2 separate regions of the Mus musculus genome follow, and region 1 is linked to region 2. Evidence: chromatin loops called from intact Hi-C (ENCODE). Cell type or tissue: heart. All regions are shown on one strand. Links, peaks and the distances in the headings refer to the core of each region. The heading gives the core; the rest is flanking DNA. Region 1 holds the start of Gm51460. Region 2 holds the start of Deaf1 (DEAF1, transcription factor).

Region 1 (4,386 bases), core at 70-4,069, 100 kb after region 2:
AAAACAGCATAAGAAAGCTGAAAAATAGGGCTCAAGATCAGGGGCCCCAGATCCTAGAGGTCCATCGGCCTCAAGAACACACAGGCTATCCACTCAAAGCCACAGGGAAGGGCGAAACCCTTCTCCAAGAGGTCAAAGGCCAGGAGAAGAGCTGATGGTCTCTAAACACAGAGGGCATAACTTAAGGAATGTCAATTGTCACATGTTGCTCCTGCCTGGGAACAGTAAAGGGAGAAGAGTTCTGATAAACTATCTTACGTCTACCTGGTGCTCAGAGAATTTGCCACAGACTCCTGCTGAAACACACCGTCTCTGATATTAGAAAATGCAGACTGAGATAGACACAGAGCTTTGGCCCATTCATGACGGGGACCTCGGTCATGGTCCCAGTTTTCAGAAAAGAGGAGCTATAAGGAACTCTGTGAACCTCACTCACACAAGTCTTGGCTTTCTCTCAGTGCTGAGTGACGCCACAGGTTGCCCTTTTCACTCAGCATTCTTCCCAGAGGAATGAGTATAGAGTGGTCTATGGGGAGAAAGGAGGAATGCCGAGCTGCAAGTCAATCTCAAACTCCAACTGTGCTTCCAACCACTGGCCAAGATGACAGTCGCCAGACACGTTACTGTTTTCTGTTGCAGAGTACTCCTTTCAAGACACGATGGGAGCAACCCGGGGTTCAAACACAAGACAGGAAGACAGGTTTGAAAGCAATGTTGGCTCTGCCACTCTGCAGCGATGTAACACTGACAAGTGACTTTACCTCTCCGAACTATGGCTGTAAAGCTCCGACAGTGGTGCCTACTCGAGAATGCTGGGAGGGCTCCTCGAACTAAGGAAAACGATAATCGCGACATCAAGCACAATTTGGGCAAGTTCAGATGGTGCTGGCCAGGGCGAGGGCCATCAGGACAGAAAACCAGGTAGCTAGGGGTCACACCTTTCTTATGCACCAGTCCAGGTTCCCGCATGACCAGACAGGTGGCCGGCACCACGCCCATGGGCCTCCCGGTCGCAGCCGGACGTTCCGGGGCTCAGCTCGAGGCCTCAGCCACCCTCTCGTCCTCCGGACCGACCCGCGGCCAGAGCGACGTAGGCCTAGCCGGCCCGGAAGGCCACAGACAAAGCGTACGGCCACCATAGGTGGCCCGCGCGGCCGGACGCGACAGGGACACCGGGCCAGAGCGGCTACCGCACGTACCCGGGAACCTCGCGCCTCCCGGACGCTCCTAGACGATCCCGCCTCTGTCCGAACACGACCGCAAGTAGGCCGGTCAGCCGCCGCCGCCGTCGCCGCGCGCTCCCCGACCCGGAAGTGCACCCATACTCTTCCGGAACTTTCTGCCCTGCCCGTTGGTGGAAACTACTAAGGCCAAAACGGGGAGGAACTCGCGGCGGAGGATGACGAGACGTTAGCGCGTCCCCTTCCTCTCAGAACACCGACTAGCCCATCACAAGTACTGTCAGAGGAGAGCAGTGTTTTGCTGAGCGTGTGCTGTCCGAGCTCTCACCAGTGCACTAAACCAGGCTGTGGGTCTCACCTCCATGCAGTTGGTACAGTCCGACTCCCCATCCGCCGCGATGAATGGGAGCGGCCCCGGGACCACGTCTCCGCCCACAACCGTCCCGCCCTCCCGTGAGCGCCTCCTCCTGGTGGCTGGACTTAACTGCAGCCCGCGGCTGGAGGAGCGCTAGAGAAAAGCTTCAGGATGTCCCCTGGGTCTTCAGGTTCCCTTCCAGTATGCAGTTAATCATGATGGATCCTGTATATACGAGCTCCTCCGTCCCCTTCAGCCCGGCGAGGAGAGGCACAGTAACTTGTGAACACCGTGAAGAACTTAATTGTATGGCACAGATAATTAATAGAAAGAACAGAACTAGAGGTTACCGCCTGGCAGTAGGACACTTTCTTGCCTAGTACGCATAAAGGCCTGGTGAGAGGGGTCAAAGTATGGAGCATAATAGGATTAGGGGAAGAACCATGAGAGGACTCAGGGAAAATTCAGACCCACAAAACTGAGACTGACCTAGAGGCTGAGGGGATCAGAGGACACTGAGGTACTAAACAGGTGGCAATCATGGCTCACTGGACTCAACTGCCCATTTTGTGGTCCAGGGACCACTGTGGCTCAGAAGGGATGGCTTTTGATAGGAATAGAAGACAGACTGTAGCCGGGCAGTGGTGGTGCACGCTTTTAATCCCAGCACTTGGGATGCAGAGGCAGGCAGGCGGGTTTCTGAGTTCAAGGCCAGCCTGGTCTTCAGAGTGAGTTCCAGGACAGCCAGGGCTATACAGAGAAACCCTGTCTCGAAAACAACAAGAACAACAACAAAAAAAAAAAAGGAAAGAAAGAAAGAAAGAAAGAAAGAAAGAAAGAAAGAAAGAAAAAAAAAAAAAGAAAAGAAAAGAAAAGAAAAAGAAAGGAGGAGAAGACAGACTGTAGATTTACTGAGAAACTGGATGAGAGGGGCAGGGAGGAGAGGGAAGGAAGAATATGAAGATGAGGAGATAGGAGTCTACTTAGAAGAGGGAAAGCTAGGGTTATCCCCAGAGAGCAGAGGACAAAAGGCTGCCTTGGAGATAAAATGTGGTGGTAGTGGGGACCAGCTTTGGAACCTGGGACTTTCAGTGCTAAAAAGTCCAGATTCTACAAAGAAACTCAAGGGTAGGGTACTGAAGAAAACAAGAAAAGGAGAAGCAAACACATACATCAAGAAGGGATCTGGGGCTGGACAGGGTGACATAACCTTTACTCTCAGAAGAGACAGGCGGACCAGTGTGAGTTCAAGGCTAGCCTGGAGCACATAGCAAGTTCCAGAACAGCCAGAGCTACAAAGAGACCCTCTTTGTCTCAAAGGAAAGAAAGGACCTGGGAGCAGGGGGGTGGTTAAGATGGAGGGGTGCTTGACTGGCATGCCCAGAGCCATGGGTTCATCCCTGGCACAAAATAAATTAGATATGGAAGCATAGGCAAGATTATATAGAAGGTCATCCTTGCATACACAGGGAGTTCAAAAACAGTCTAGACTACATGAGACTCTTAACTCAAAAACGATGGGGCTGGGAGTAAGGCCCATCTGAGACTCTGAGAGTATCAGTCTTGGAGGAAGTATAGAGAAACTCAGAAGACTGAACAGGAAAGGCCAGCATGGTAACTATGCAGTAAATTCGCTGATTTGCTGGGAAGAGAACGATAAGTAGAATTAGCTAAGAAGAGGAAATTTAAAGGAGTTTAAAAAGGAGAAATATTGTGGCTGAAAGATGGTTCAGAGGTTAAGAGCATTGGCTGCTCTTCCAGAGGTCCTGAGTTCGATTCCCAGCAACCACAAGTTGACTCACAACCATCTATAATGAGATATGGCGCCCTCTTCTGGCCTGTAGACATACATGCAGACAGAATTAGGTATACACAATAAGTCTTTTTTTAAAAAAAAGGAAAATTATCAATATTCCTAATGGTGGGTTTAGAGAGGTGGTTGCTACTCTTCCAGAGAACCAGAGTTCAATCCCCAGCACCCGCATGGTGGCTCTCAACCGTCTTCAACTCCAGCTCCAAGAGATTCAATGCCTCTGGCCTCTGAGGGCACCTGCTCTTGTGTATATGCCCACATACAAACACAGAACTAATAACTTTAAAAATATTGTTACTGCTTGGAAGTAAAGAAAAAAGGACGGTGTCAGAAACAGTTCCCTTGGAACACGTCCTGTCCTCCCTTTTCTGTGAACCATTCAATTGCATGCAGATGGAGGAGGATCTAGACTCAGGTACTTTAGACCATCACTTGTGTAGCTTGAGGTTAGCTCCCCATCCTCTTTGTGACTTAGTATCTATATTAGTCAGGGATCTCTCTCTAGAGTCACAGAATTTAGGGATAGTCTCTATATAGTAAAGGAATTTATTGATGACTTACAGTGCAGCCCAATTCCCAACAATGGTTCAGTAGCAGCTGTGAACGGAAGTCCAAGGATCTAGCAGTTACTCAGTCCCACATGGCAAGCAGGCAAAGGAGCAAGAGCGAGACTCCCTTCTTCCAATGTCCTTATATGGTCTCTCCAGCAGAAGGTATAGGCCAGATTAAAGGTGTGTTCCACCACACCTTTAATCCCAGATGACCTTGAATCCGGATATTTAATCTTCTGGAATCCATAGCCACTATGCCTCAAGATCTCCATACCAAGATCCAGATCAGAAACTTCTGTCTCCCAGCCTCCAGATAAGGGTCACTGGTGAGCCTTCCAATTCTGGATTGTAGTTCATTCCAAATAGAGTCAAGTTGACAACCAGGAAGAGCCACCACAGCATCCTTTGTTGTAAGATAGAGATGGATGTTGGTCATGCTTGCTGCAGGGGCCACTGTGAATACTGGTCTAGTGAATACAGGGAGAA
Region 2 (4,386 bases), core at 287-4,286:
AGTGGAGATAGCCATAATCCCAGACTGGAAACTGGGTGTTTTATGTGACTTAATTTCAAGACCATTTTCTCCCCTAGAACTCCCTTTTTACTGTAACCAGGCACACAACAACAGCACTCCCATGTTTGTGGCAGCTGTTAAACAAAGCATATAGTAGGGATGCCCTGCAGGTGAGGCTGCACGTGTAGTACAATCACATTTCTGAAATTTGCTTCATTAAGGAACATTGGGAAACTGGATGGATGGATGGATGGACAAACACTGGTCTGAGCTGGCTAAGACCAGTTTCTGTTCCATATTGCTAGCACTGGACCCTGCCTGCATATCATCTGAGCTCAGACCTCCTCATTTAGCCTGGGACTCAGCCATGGTGAAATATTGACTACAGCACCTTCTGGCTGCCCGGGACTCAGGTTAGCCACAGGTGTGTGTGTGTGTGTGTGTGTGTGTGTGTGTGTGTATGGGTGTGTATTCACCCAGGGTAAACTGACATTATGCCTTGGTTGTGTCTGGTGTAAACCAGGTATGCCATGGGTGTACCAAGGTATACTTCAGGTATGCCTTGGAGGTGCTGAGGAGAACTATAAGTGTGCTTGGGATGAGCTGAATGTATGCTATGAATATCTGGAGTCTAGCGCATGCCAGAGGCATGCTATGAATGAATATGTGGTAAGCTGCAGGTGTGACAAGATGTACCCTAGGACACACTGGGTGTGTCACAGCTATACCTGGTTTAAAAAAAAAAAAATCCCATCAAAGCCAACGGACTCAAAGTTCCAGAAAGCCAGGAATTTGAGAACTGGGGAAGAAAAGCAGCTGACCTTGACTTCAGACACCAATCCCTATCCCAGACACCCTACGGGTGCAAAAGAAGACAAAAGACCCAGAAATTCCAAAACCAGTTTGTCTAAGGAAAACAGCTAACTTATCTAGAATGCTCTTAACAAGCACCCTTTCCCTACCCTTAGCTACAAAAACCCCAGTCTAAAGCGAGTGGCCTATTGTCTTGAACTAACTGTGGTCATTGAGTGACTAGATCCTGTGCCCTGATCATCAAATGGCCAGAATTTAACAGCCACGTCTCTGGAACAAGCCTGCTTTAGTTGTTTGAGGTTGACTAAGTCATTTTTTTTCCCTACAAACGTAATTCTTATTCATCCTTACATCTGGGGTGAGCAACAGGGGAACTCGAGTGTATTGTGGATATGCCAGGGGTGAGCTGAATATACGTATATGGTTGTCCTGGATATTCTCAATGTGTAAACCCGGTGTGCCAAGGGTATATCGAAAAAATGAGAGATAGGTGTATCAAGGGCGTACTCGGGGTGAGCAGCGGGTATGCCAAGGGTGTGCTCAGGATGAGCCATAGGTATGCCATGCATGTCAGCTTTAGTGAAATATGGTTGTGTAGTTCGTATGCCACCATAGTGTACTCTGGGTAATCCACAGGTGGACCCCGGGTCACAGAAGGTGTGATATGGTTGTATACAGGGGCGTATCCCAGTGTGTGCCTCAGGTATATCACTGGAATACAGAGACGAGCTTCGGGACAGCCGCCGGGATACCCGAAGTGCCCCCACGCCCAACCGGAAGACACCCCCCCCACCCCTCGCTCTCCAACTCCGGCGCAGAAATCCGGGCTAGTGGGCTTAAGCCACCAGGTTCCGGAATAACAAGGTGACAATCAGAGGAGTTGCAGAGCCAGCCCAGACAGCCTCTCATCGTGACAGCATGAGACCACACTGTCCCTGCGATCGCGTAGCCCCGCCCGCCTCACCTGGCCGCACGGCCGCCATTTTGCCGCTGGGTCCGCCACAATCCCAGCAGCCTCTTGGCCGCACCCTCCCGCCATCTTCGCTCCTCCCGCCGCGCGGTGCAGCGAGCGTCCGACAGCGGCCGAGGCCCGATTCTCCCGTCCGGCAATACTCGGGAGCTTTCGGATAGAAGGAGGCGGGCACTGAGGCTCCGGAGAACTCGGCTCGGAGGTATTCGGCGGAGTTCGGCGAGGCCTCGTGTGGGTTCGGCTTTCGCCGCCCCGAGAGGGGGTTGGAGAAATCCCGTGGCGCCAGGGTCTGTCTGCGAACCCAGACTTCGTTGGAAGCAGGGGAGAAACTGCCCAGAGCCGGCCAGCTCTATCGGTCGGTGACCACAGTCAGATCCGCTTCTTAGACAGCGAGCAAGAAACGCTCGTAAGCTTTCGGGAAGCTTCGGGACCATTCGTATTATCTAGATTCTGCGCTTCGGGAAACTTCGGAGCTGCTCGGTTCTACACTCGGGCCATCAGCTCGGCTCTGCGGGCAGCTTCGGCTCGGTTCGGCGGGCGTCAGACTGCCTCTTCGGTCGCTGCTCGGGCGGTGGCTTCGGGCGGCCTCGGCCCAACTCGGGCGGCCTCTTCGGGCCCCGCTTCGGGCTCGGTGCCTGGCGCTTCGGGCGGTCCCGGACAGCGCCTTCGGGCGGACTCGGTGGAGTCCGTATGGAGGACTCGGACTCGGCGGCAAAACAGCTGGGCCTGGCCGAGGCGGCAGCTGTGGCGGCCGCTGCCGCGGTGGCGGCGGCCGCCGCGGCCGCAGCGGAAAGCGAGGCGGAGGAGCCGGTGTTAAGCAGAGACGAGGACTCGGAGGAGGACGCAGACTCCGAGGCGGAGCGCGAGACGCGGCGGGTCACCGCTGTGGCGGTGATGGCGGCCGAATCTGGGCACATGGATATGGGTACCGAGGCTCTGCCCAGCCCCGATGAGGCCGCCGCCGCCGCCGCCGCCTTCGCAGGCAAGTGCGCCCGCCGGCCTCGCGCCTCACCGGGTTCCCGCGTGCAAGCTCTGAACACATGCACCAGGCACAGGCCACTTTCCATATGCTTTGTGCATCTGTCATGCACATCTGTCTTCCAGGGAAGGCTCTCTTCCACCTGTCCTGCACACCTGCCCAGCACCTGCCCTGCCAGTGCACCTCACAGTGACCTGCACGCCTGCCCTGCCTCTGTCCATGCCCCTGCACCTGACACCTGCCCCCCATACATGCTCTGTACCACCTGTGCACTTCACACCTGCCCGTGCACTCACAATGCCCTGAACACCTACTCTGCACCTGCCCATGCATCTCACAATGACTTGCACCCTTGCTCTTTCCCTGCCCTGCATCTCACAGTGCCCTGCATGCCCATCTTGCACACACACATGCACACGCACAGCACACTCTCACTCCTCTAGCCTTGCTCTGCACTGTATACAGACGTGTCTCCCTTGTGTGAGTGTGCCTCTCTGTTCTTTGTCTGTTTTACCCTTTGGAACTTTCTCAGTACCTACCACCTGCCTTGTCCTCTCCTGCTGCTTCCTGGGAGCTGAGAGCACAGATGGGTCACATGTGAGTTCTGTTCTAGAGGTGCCCCAGGTATGGTCAGCAGCATTACTGCTGGTAGACCTGTCTGTCTCAAAGGCCAGTTCAAGTGTGACATGAGAGGGGCAAGAGAGTCATCCAAGGCAGGCAACCTTGCAAAGGTAACGATGCAGAAACCAGCCTTGCTTTATATTGTGACATGAGCTGCTCCGTGCTGTATCTCCTAGTCTTCCTATGCAGATATCCCCTCCTTCTCCATCACTTAGTTTTCCATTTTTCTCCTTCTGTTTTCTCACACAAAGAGCACCCGATTCTCATGTTTTATGACAAATGGAGCCTTGAGCTGAGCTGTATCACCCTGTACAGGTGATACCACACCAAACTGCCTCCTACAATCCCACCACACACCCCACCCTTTGACCTTCCTGAGTGTTGAACTCCCTACCAATTGGAGCTCTTATATGTTTTATGCTTGTACATGCGAATCCTTGGAAGACCATCATTTTGCCATGCGTCTTGTTTCGTTCTTTCCAGTGTGAAGCTGCAGGCTTGGCATTGGGCTTTTATTCAGGGCACATCAGAGCTGAAGCTTAACTCTGGGTGGGTGTTCAGACCGTTGGCACTGGAACGCAGTGGTGGAGAACCCTTGCTTCCGCGTGTTTTCTGCTGTACCTACCTACCTGAAGCCTAGATCCAGTCACAGGAGTGAGGGAAGCTTCCTAGAGCTTTAAAAAAAAAGATATATATATATATTTTTATGTGTATATATGTGATTGCAGGTGCCTGCAATTCCTCTTGGAGCTAGAGTTACACATGGTTGTGAGGACCTCACATAGGTTCTTGGGTCCTCTGAAAGAACAGCATGCTCAAAATTTCTGAGCCATCCGGATCTCTTCCCAGAGTTGTTGTTCTTCTTTTTCTAAAGTTAATTTATTTAATGTGTGTGGCTGCTTTGCCTGCATGTATCTCTATGTTTGCTTGATCCCCTTGGAGTCAGAAAAAGGCTTCGGTTCCTTTGGAACTGGAGTTATAGGGAGTTGTAAGCCACTTATGT

What was found. Hi-C counts contacts between places; a loop is a spot of excess contacts. Peaks named below come from ENCODE experiments on the same cell type or tissue, not always from the same donor. Only the 100,000 strongest peaks of a DNase experiment are listed, where the experiment ranks them.
Region 1: it touches region 2 in a loop (2.1-fold over the local background); 1 of 42 quality-filtered maps calls a loop at or near these places.

What each region holds. Positions count from the first base shown.
Region 1 is chr7:141,225,705-141,230,090 of GRCm38, reverse strand. It overlaps Gm51460, which reads left to right and starts at 475. Exons shown (of 1, transcript XM_030243134.1): 1 at 475-1,885. The coding sequence starts at 880. The coding sequence ends at 1,368. Phrf1 (PHD and ring finger domains 1) reads right to left here and starts at 1,303. Exons shown (of 18, transcript NM_001081118.1): 1 at 1,200-1,303. In heart, for the core only: CTCF peaks have their summits at 1,658 (motif pointing left) and 3,383 (motif pointing left); DNase peaks (open chromatin) are centred at 1,440, 1,570 and 2,120; H3K4me3 peaks cover 1,887 bases; H3K27ac peaks cover 2,101 bases.
Region 2 is chr7:141,325,658-141,330,043 of GRCm38, reverse strand. It overlaps Deaf1 (DEAF1, transcription factor), which reads left to right and starts at 2,319. Exons shown (of 12, transcript NM_016874.3): 1 at 2,319-2,765. The coding sequence starts at 2,474. Tmem80 (transmembrane protein 80) reads right to left here and starts at 1,914. Exons shown (of 6, transcript NM_001141950.1): 1 at 1,778-1,914. In heart, for the core only: no CTCF peak of the experiment used is centred there; DNase peaks (open chromatin) are centred at 1,893, 2,343 and 2,953; H3K4me3 peaks cover 3,159 bases; H3K27ac peaks cover 2,582 bases.